Regions from separate parts of the Homo sapiens genome. Here all the other regions are linked to region 2. Evidence: chromatin contacts called from ENCODE Hi-C or POLR2A ChIA-PET data. All regions are on one chromosome and are shown on one strand. Each heading gives the region's core, a stretch centred on a gene start or an enhancer-like site at or near the end of the contact. The rest is flanking DNA. Distances are from core to core; before and after follow the strand shown. Region 1 holds the start of KATNBL1 (katanin regulatory subunit B1 like 1). Region 2 holds the start of DPH6-DT (DPH6 divergent transcript). Region 3 holds the start of SLC12A6 (solute carrier family 12 member 6).

Evidence for each region. A loop is a pair of places that touch in the nucleus more often than their neighbours do. ChIA-PET counts read pairs that join two places held with the same protein, here RNA polymerase II (POLR2A). Pooled maps may share reads with other maps.
Region 1: a map of naive thymus-derived CD4-positive, alpha-beta T cell shows a loop between it and region 2 (18-fold over the local background). The contact joins the promoter of KATNBL1 here to the promoter of DPH6-DT in region 2. A Hi-C loop is called at or near these places in 1 of 168 maps with a recorded cell type or tissue (naive thymus-derived CD4-positive, alpha-beta T cell) and 8 of 50 pooled maps. POLR2A ChIA-PET finds 5 or more read pairs at or near these places in 1 of 52 experiments (CD4-positive, alpha-beta T cell).
Region 3: a loop to region 2 is called in a map of sigmoid colon, with 7 times the contacts of the local background. The contact joins the promoter of SLC12A6 here to the promoter of DPH6-DT in region 2. A Hi-C loop is called at or near these places in 1 of 168 maps with a recorded cell type or tissue (sigmoid colon), 2 of 37 single-sample maps with no recorded cell type and 11 of 50 pooled maps. POLR2A ChIA-PET finds 5 or more read pairs at or near these places in 1 of 52 experiments (activated CD8-positive, alpha-beta memory T cell).

What each region holds. Positions count from the first base shown.
Region 1 is chr15:34,208,690-34,211,500 of GRCh38, forward strand. KATNBL1 (katanin regulatory subunit B1 like 1) reads right to left here and starts at 1,407. Exons shown (of 10, transcript NM_024713.3): 1 at 1,262-1,407. RefSeq lists a silencer at 952-1,351.
Region 2 is chr15:35,544,830-35,547,564 of GRCh38, forward strand. It overlaps DPH6-DT (DPH6 divergent transcript), which reads left to right and starts at 1,366. Exons shown (of 3, transcript NR_038251.1): 1 at 1,366-1,644. It overlaps DPH6 (diphthamine biosynthesis 6), which reads right to left and starts at 1,336. Exons shown (of 9, transcript NM_080650.4): 1 at 1,290-1,336. The coding sequence starts at 1,312. RefSeq lists an enhancer at 337-1,271 and silencers at 1,319-1,458, 1,759-1,808.
Region 3 is chr15:34,336,357-34,339,056 of GRCh38, forward strand. SLC12A6 (solute carrier family 12 member 6) reads right to left here and starts at 1,425. Exons shown (of 26, transcript NM_001365088.1): 1 at 976-1,425; 2 at 54-396. The coding sequence starts at 324. RefSeq lists a silencer at 1,280-1,839.

The DNA.
Region 1 (2,811 bases), core at 157-2,656, 1.3 Mb before region 2:
TTGCTCAGGCACAAACCTTAAGTATAATCATCAAGAGCAGAAAACTTGAATGAATGGTGTGTGAATGAATGTATGTGTACACAAAAGCACACTCAGGTCTCCGAAGTTTAAGTAAATGAAATGAAAGGGCTTTGTAAACTAAAAAGAGCCACAGATAAAGGAGGTAGTAGAGCAACAGAGTTAAAAGCGTGGAGCCAGCCTGCTCGGGTGTTAATTATATTAGCTGTGTAACCCTGTACGGTACAAAAGTTACAATACTAAAATTTCCTGTGCCTTAGTTTCTTCACTGTCAAAATGGGGACAACAGTATATATCCCAAAGTAAAGCTCTTAATACGCCCAGCGCATAGAAAGCACAAAATAAATATTGCCCATCATTATGATCACACTGGCTAATATTATTATTGGCTAATATTAGTTATTAGCCAAGTAAAAGCCTCAATGGATGACGTTTCAATTCAAGTCTGAAGCTGGCTATCCAAAGAAACTCCAAAAAACCCAGCAGATTTAAGCTATTAGGTGGACTAGTTTCTCATAATTCTCGCAAGTGCTGAACTGATGATTATTACACACCTAATTTCTCTTACAATTTTTTTTAAATCAGCAAAGAAACTGACATAGGTATCTCTGTTTTCAAGGAACTTTATAAGCCACAAGAAAACAAACCAACTCTTTGTTATCTCCATATTTAAGCAATATAAGAGCGTAGTAAAAGCCTAGATACTTTACAGAACAACTTTTCAGAAAATACAGTAAGGTTTTTAAAGTTGCAATCGACAATTCTTATGCAGTTATGTCAAGTTTTTGTCCTGCGAAACAAAAGCTCATCCGTCAGGAATCCGAGGACCCGTCGGAAAATAAGGAAATGCCTGGGCCGGGCCTAGGCGCTCTGCGGAAAACCTGTCCTCAAAAATGCTCGCCCCACACTCGTTCTGTCCTTCCCCTTCCCCAGGTGCAGCTGTCGACTCCACCCGAAGATAAATAAGTGACAACAGGTTCGGTCCACGCCTCTCCCGGCCCAGTCCCCTGGAGCCCCCCAGCGCCCGCTGCCCGACTCTCCCCGCAGGGACCGGCAGAGGGGCTCCGCCCCGGCCTTGCCGCCCCGCCCCGGGACCCGGCAGCGCTGCCGCGAGCCCGGCCGAGCCGAGGCCGCCGCGGGGCCTGCAGGTGGGCCCAGGGCGCGGCCAAGCCCGGCTGGAGTAGCCCTGCCAGGGCAGGGCAGCTGCGGGCGCGGGGCTCGCACCGGCTCGGCAGTCACTTACCGGCGCCTCATGGTACCGCGGCGCCTCAGCCCAGCCTCGGCGCTGACGACCAGCGCCCGGCAGCCTAGAGAGTCCCTCGGCTTCTGGGCCGAGTCCCACTCAGGGCCATTCAAACGCGGCCGCGCGCGCGGCCCGCCGGGATAGCTGGCGCTGTGGGCGGCTCGCGGGCTCCGCCCAACGTTGGCTCCGCCCCTCTGGGGGTCGCTAAGGGCCGGAGGGGAAAAGGACCTGTGGCCACAGTGCCCCCTGGTGGCTAGAGCTTCGCACGGTAGCCTTGCTATGGCGCGAGAAGTGATACTGCGATAGGAACTGAGGGTGGGTAAAGGTCAACGAATGACCGACCGTGCGCTAGGAACAACCTAGTGTGGGAGACCGTGCCTTAGTGGTGTACCAGGAGGTGCAAACAATTTCCTATAAAGTTATGGTTCCGGGAGAGATTTATTCATTCACACCTATTTAAATACACTAAGAGTCTGGGCACAGTGGCTCACACCTGTAATCCCAGCACTTTGGGAGGCCGAGGCAGGAGGTTCACCTAAGCCCAGGAATTCAAGACCAGCCTGGACGACATGGGGACAACTACCCCCCACCCCCCACCTCCGCCCCCGTCTCTATAAAAATAAAAATGATACTAATAAACGCTCTAAGGCATAGTTTCTAAAAGCATGGATTGTGGAACTATGTGACCTTGAGCAAGTCACATAAACTCCTAGGTGCTTTGCTTTCCCCTTCTGTAAAATGGGGACAATAACAATAGTATCTGTCTCTTAGTGTTGTGAGGATTAAATGAATTAATACATATAAAATGCTTAGAGGAGTGCCCGGCATATGGTAAGCCCTTCGTGTTTGTTAGTCATCATTTTTTTAGTTCCTATTATGTGCCAAACTTTGTGCTAGACTCTTAAGAACACAAGAAATGTACATGATGCAGAACCTGTCCTCAGGAAGCTGGTTCGGTCTTGTTGGGATGGGGAACACTAAATTAGATTATGAGGTTAGGGTTGGGTCTGTAGATGATGAACTTTTAATTACTGAGGGCAGTTCTCTTCATTAGAACCAGGCTGCTCACCTTCATAGATAAGCCACCGGTCAAGGTTAGCCAAGCTGTGACAGGAGCAAGTTTGTCTATGGTGGTTCTCTCGCCCCTTGCAGAAACCAACCAAGCAGTGCCTTTGGTGGAAATACTTCCTCACCACAAGACTACATCCCTTGGCTTGCTTTTTCAGGCACTCATTTCGGAACTCAAGGCTTGCCTAGGGAGCAGGCTGCTTAAGTTTGGTTTAACAATCTTTTTGAAGGCCCGCCATGTGCCAGGCAAATTGTGCCTGGTGCTGGAAATCGCCTGAAGCAGCTCTCAGTGGCTTGAAAAACAGGAAAAGAGATCATTCCAATACACTGCAGTGATAAAAGGTATCTCCTAAATGCCGTGGGAGTTCCGAGCAATGGGAGGCCTGTCAGATAAACTGATCAGAACTAAGATGTCATCAGGTTGTTATAACTTTATGTATTTTTCCTCCCTAGTAACAGAGTCCTTACTTAATCAAAAAAAA
Region 2 (2,735 bases), core at 116-2,615:
TTTGTTGTGCTTTACTTTAATCGTTAAACTTTTGGCAAGCGATGTAAATTTGAATTATTCACTTCCTGGGGTACTTTTAATTCTTAAAATAAGACACAATGGTTAAAGCTTAATCATTTATGTTACAGAGGACATTTACTGAACAACAATAATTATTGTGACATTATGGTCTAGTCTCCTAAAAATGACATTGAAGGAAAGGGAACCGGAATATTCCAGACACTACAGTAGGTCTGAAATCTCATATCAAGTCCTTAATAGGTCAAAACTTACAGCCAGTATCAATTACCTAAGGGACTTAACGAAAACGTTTATGAAATCTTCAATTGGATTACAAAAGCAAGCACATCGTTGCACTGTATCTAAGACACTCTACAGGGCAAAATCTCATGAAACAAGTATTTAAGTAGTCTAACTTTTTAATGTTGCTAGTGTGTTCCCTTCTGCCTCAGTTTATAGATTGAGTATGGAAATATTTAAGCAGGTTTGTTTTTGGTTTGTCAGTCACAGGACTTATTTAGACACTTAAATTTATGATTTGGTTACTACAGACATCAAACTCCTTTTGGAATACGGAGTATAGGGTAAGGTCACTCTAAAGCAATGATGAGAGTCCGAAGCAACAGCAACTGGATCTAGCATAAGACTAGTACAATTCGGTCTCTACCACGAAGAGAGATCTCTGTACTTGAGTGCCCAAAGGCAGAAACACACACATGCCATAAGCAATCCACATCTGTGAAGATGAGGGAGGGGTGGACTTCTTGGGATGGGCGGAAACACTTACAACTAGGGAGGAAGCCAGGCTGCGGCGGACCCAGCTGACCAAAGGAACTACAGAAGAGGACGAAGAAAGCGAGGGGGAAAGGGCGAGGGTTATTAACTGAGTTGATGGAATAAGGTAGTGGCTCCAAACTTCACGGCTCATTAGAGCTTGAAAAAAAAAAATCAGACGCCGGGTCGCACAGAAGTAATTAAACCAATCCCTCTGGCGGTGGGGCCCAGGCGTCGGTACTTTTTTTAATTTCCCACTTGAATCCAATGGGAATCCAAGTTTAAGGGCTAGAAGACCAGAGAGCGACAGACAGGGAGGAGGCGCGCCAGCCAGGGGCCGAGGCACATGCGGGCCGGCAACAGCGAAGGCTCCGCCTCTTCCTGTGGCTCGGAGGAGCCGCGGAACCCCCAACGCGCGACTCAGACGGAGACACCCACTCTTTCGGCGCTAGCGGCGGCTGGAAGGGACGAGAGCCTGGCCTAGGAGGAAGGAGGCGGCTCCAGGACCGCATTACCTGATCAGAGCCGCGACCCTCATGCTGGGCGCAGTGCGCGTGCGTGCGGCGAGCGCGGGCGGGAGCCAGGAGGTCGCGCCGCAGCTCGCGTGACGCACCGCGGGGCCTCGCCCGGGTGTTCGCTCCGCCGCCTGTCCGCGGATCGGCGCTGCGAGCCCCGCGGCTGCCTGCGGGACACCTGAGCGCGGAGGGTGCGGCACCTTGGCACCTTGACCCTGTGGCAGGGACATCTCGGCCCAGGAAAGAATGAGGTTTAGGCACGGCCTAACCACCTAAGTGAGGGCACTGAAGCTGCCGGGGGAAGGGCAAGGTCCGCGTTGCAGAGCCCAAGCCCAGTGGCGCAGGATTTGTTTTGGTAAGAGGGGATTTAGCGTCCCAATTGCTGCAAATTGACACAGTTGCGGACGTGCAAGCGCAGAAGAAATTTGTCCTTCCTCACCCCACAGAACAGAAACAACTGTACACTTCTGCTTTTTAACTTACATCTCCTCTGTCCTCCAAACCTGTGTGTCCAGATGTGAAACTCAGATCCCCAGGGGCTGTGGTAATTTTTAAATCTGGGGCTAGCCCCCCCCACCTCTAGGCCCTCTGTGGCTTTGGCTCTTGGTCAAGCTTGTGTATTTGACAAGGCCAGGCCAGGCTCTTCACCAAAGAGCAATGGCCTTGCAGAAAGAAAATCTAGCTTCTAAGTTTATTTGCCAAGTATGTATTGAGTGCCTTTCGTGTACCAGGCACTGTTTTAGACTCTGTGGATACAACCGTAAATAAAACAAAAACCCGGCATTCCGGGCATAGAGCTTAAATGGGGATGGAGAGAACAGACAATACATATCTTAAAGGTAAATAGTCTGTTGAAGAGTGAAAAGTGCTATTGGAAAGGGGCGGGGTGCGGTGGGGGAGAGTCAGGAGAGAGGTGGAGAGGCAAATTGCAGAATTAAATCGTGTCTATGTAGGCCTTATTGGTAAGATGAGAGTTGAGCCAATTTAAATAAGGAGAGTTCGCTATGTGTATGATTGGGGTGTGCTCCAGACAAGAAAAAAAAATCGAAGGCTCTAGGTGCGTTGTGTGTTTGTGGAAGATTAAGGCAGATCCGTGTTGCTGGAGCAGATTGAGCAAAGCAGAGAGTAGTGGAGAGCAGGTTAAGGTGATGGAGGGGAAGGATTATATAGGGTCTTGTAGGTAATTGCAGACTTTTGAAGGGTGTGACTTAAAATTTTAAAAGGATTGCAGTGTTGAGAATCCACCTATTAGGAAGCTGTTACAGTGTTCCAGTAGAGAGATGGCGGAGCCTAGAATCAACATGGTGAATTTGGTGAGAAGTAAGAGGATTCCAGCTCTATTTTGAAGATAGAGCCAATAGAATCAAATTCGATATGGGATACAAGAGAAAGAAAGTCATGAGGGATGATGCCAAAGGCATGAATTAAGTAAGTTAATATATGTAG
Region 3 (2,700 bases), core at 175-2,674, 1.2 Mb before region 2:
TTGGATAAAGAACCCAGTAATGAAAGTATGCTGCGGTCTGTGTTTCTACTTACCCTCGATGACATCCTGGGGGTGAGAAGTCCGGTCACTGGGTGGATCCAGTGCAACAGTTGCCAGCGAAGTGGTGGCCCCAGACATCTCACTCATAGGCTCACTCCGGCTTGTTTCAGGCACGCTTTCCCGGGAGCTAAATCTTACTCGGGAACTAGATCGAGAGCTGAGGTCCGGACTGGTGTCTGACAAACCTGGAATGTCATCGATCTTTGTCGGTGTCACCATGAACCGAACTGAAGCCATCTTGGTGGTGGTTTCTGGAGGATGCATTTTGTTCTTTTTAAGAACAAAAAAAGTGGGGGGAACCTCGCAAAATCTTCCTCTTACGCTAGCTACTTTTGACTGCAATACAAAAGATAACTTGAAAAATAACACATTTCAATAACCTTGATTCACACCACACAAAAAGCCCCAACTAAGAATACTTCTACTCAGAATTCAAGCCGACTGTCCTAGAAAGTGCATCACCAATAGGTGAATATATTTTTTAAGAGAGAAAAAAACAAAAAACAAAAAGACAAAACAATGCCAATCTTGTGTGACTTCTTTCCTTCAGAATGAAGAGCTACCTAGCTAACCCCTCTGGTCCGGGGCTGAAGGCTCAGTGCCATGGTCTCAGGGCAGCAGATGAAGCCTCCCTCCCCTCAGCCCCCAGTTTCCTGTCGAGGTAGTCCTTTATCTGGTGAGTGTCCCACGGTTCTAGTTGGGCGAAGTGCGTGCAGGCAAACCTTTATCAGGCGACTATAGCGTGGATCAGATTGCTAAAAGGTGTACACCCGGCCACCTGTTGTGTATCAGGTGAATACCCCACAGGTCTGGCTGGGGGGAGGTGTATGCAAAGCCACCCGGTGTTTTTGATGTCGACAATCCACTTGGGTCTGGTGGGAAAGGTGCACATGCATAACGGGAAAAATAACCCACACTACTGAGAGAAGGGTGAGCAGAGGAGGATGCAGGGGCAGAGCGGATTCCTGTCTCCGAGAGGTCGGTGGGGGTGGCGCGCCCGCTCTTCTCCTAGCAGAAAGGTCCTCGGGGTCTGGGAGGAGGTTAGCGGATCAAGACACCTCGGACTGCAGCTCAGAGTCGTGGCAAGTCGTAGCTAGTCCACTGAGCCACGGTCCGCTCGCTAGGTTTCTCCTGCGTGTGACAGGACGAGCCACCCCCTTTGCCGGAGGCGCGTTCTCCCCTACCCCCGCCCCGGCGCAGGTCACCCCCTCGTCGTTCTTCCTCAGGGTCCCAGTAGAGGAGGAGACGGCCACGCAGGCTGGCCTGACTGGGCAGCAGGGTGAGGGAGAAGGAGGTCGCAGGTGCAGTATCCCGGCGCCAGCTGATGCGGGTGCGCGCGCAGCTGTTGTTTACTAGCCGGTAACTGTTTCAGAGCCGCGGCGCGCGCAGGGTTCGCGCTGCCGGGGCTGGCGCCCCCTCCCCGGCCCGACGCCAGAGCAGCAGTTACGTGACCTGGCCTCCCCCAGCCCCGGGCCCGACGGGGTGCGCCCGCGCCGCCGCAGCCCTTCCCTTCCCTCCCCGCTTGTTCCTCATTCGAGGTGAACCTTGCGAAGAGAAGCCCGGGGGTGCAGTGAGAGGGCGGAACCGTCCCGCGGGCGCCCGAAAGCCCCGCCCAGCCGCCGCAGCCCGCGGTGACCGAGTGCAGCGCGCCTGCGCTCGCCGCGGGACACGGCAGGCGGGGCGGGGCCGAATACGAGTGGCCAGGGGCACGACGGGAGCTGTAGTCCAGGGCACGGCCCGACCCGCGTGAAGAGGGGAATAATCCTTTTCCTCGGTCCGGCTGTGCTGCACACTCACTCTGGAAGCATCCTAGAGGGCGGGCGCTGCTCCTCACCCTCAGAACCCGGGGAGCCATTTCTCTTTCATGAGTGTCTCTGAAAACATCATTCATGATTTCTTTAACCAGAAACACCGCTCCTATACCTGGGAATAACCCTCATTGTAATTTTTATGTAGAGGTCTACATACAAATAAACCACTTTTATGTAAAAAAAAAAAATTAAAACTATAAAGTAGGCCTGGCGCGGTGGTTCACGACTGTAATCCTAGCACTTTGGGAGGCTGAGGCGGGCGTGATCGATCACCTGAGCTCAGGAGTTCCAGACCAGCCTGGCCAGCATAGCGAAACCCCGTCTCTACCAAAAATTCAAAAATTAGCCGGGCGTGGTGGCGTGTGCCTGTAATCCCAGCTATTCCTTAGACTGAGGCAGGAGAATCGCTTGAGCTTGGGAGGCGGAGGTTGCAGTGAGCCGAGAACGCACCATTGCATTCCAGCCTGGGGGGACAAGAGCAAAACTCCGTCTCAAAGAAATAAATAAATAAAAATAAAACTATAAAGTACCTTAAACACATTTGTCCTACTTTAATTTTTTGTTGTTGTTCTTGTCCTTTTAATAAATGCTATGTCCACTTTCTAGTCAGACTGAAAGTTCCACTAAATAATACGTTTTTTTATACCTGGAGAAGACGTTGATGTATTTTCTCAAATCCATTCCATGTTTTCACCACTACATTTGTCGCTAGAATATTTTTTCTTAGTGTTTATTTAATGTATAAATGGTGGTGTTCGATAAATTCTGACTCACCAATGTTTTGTTTGAAAAGCTATTTCCTATAGCTGTGATCAAGACCTCTAAATTT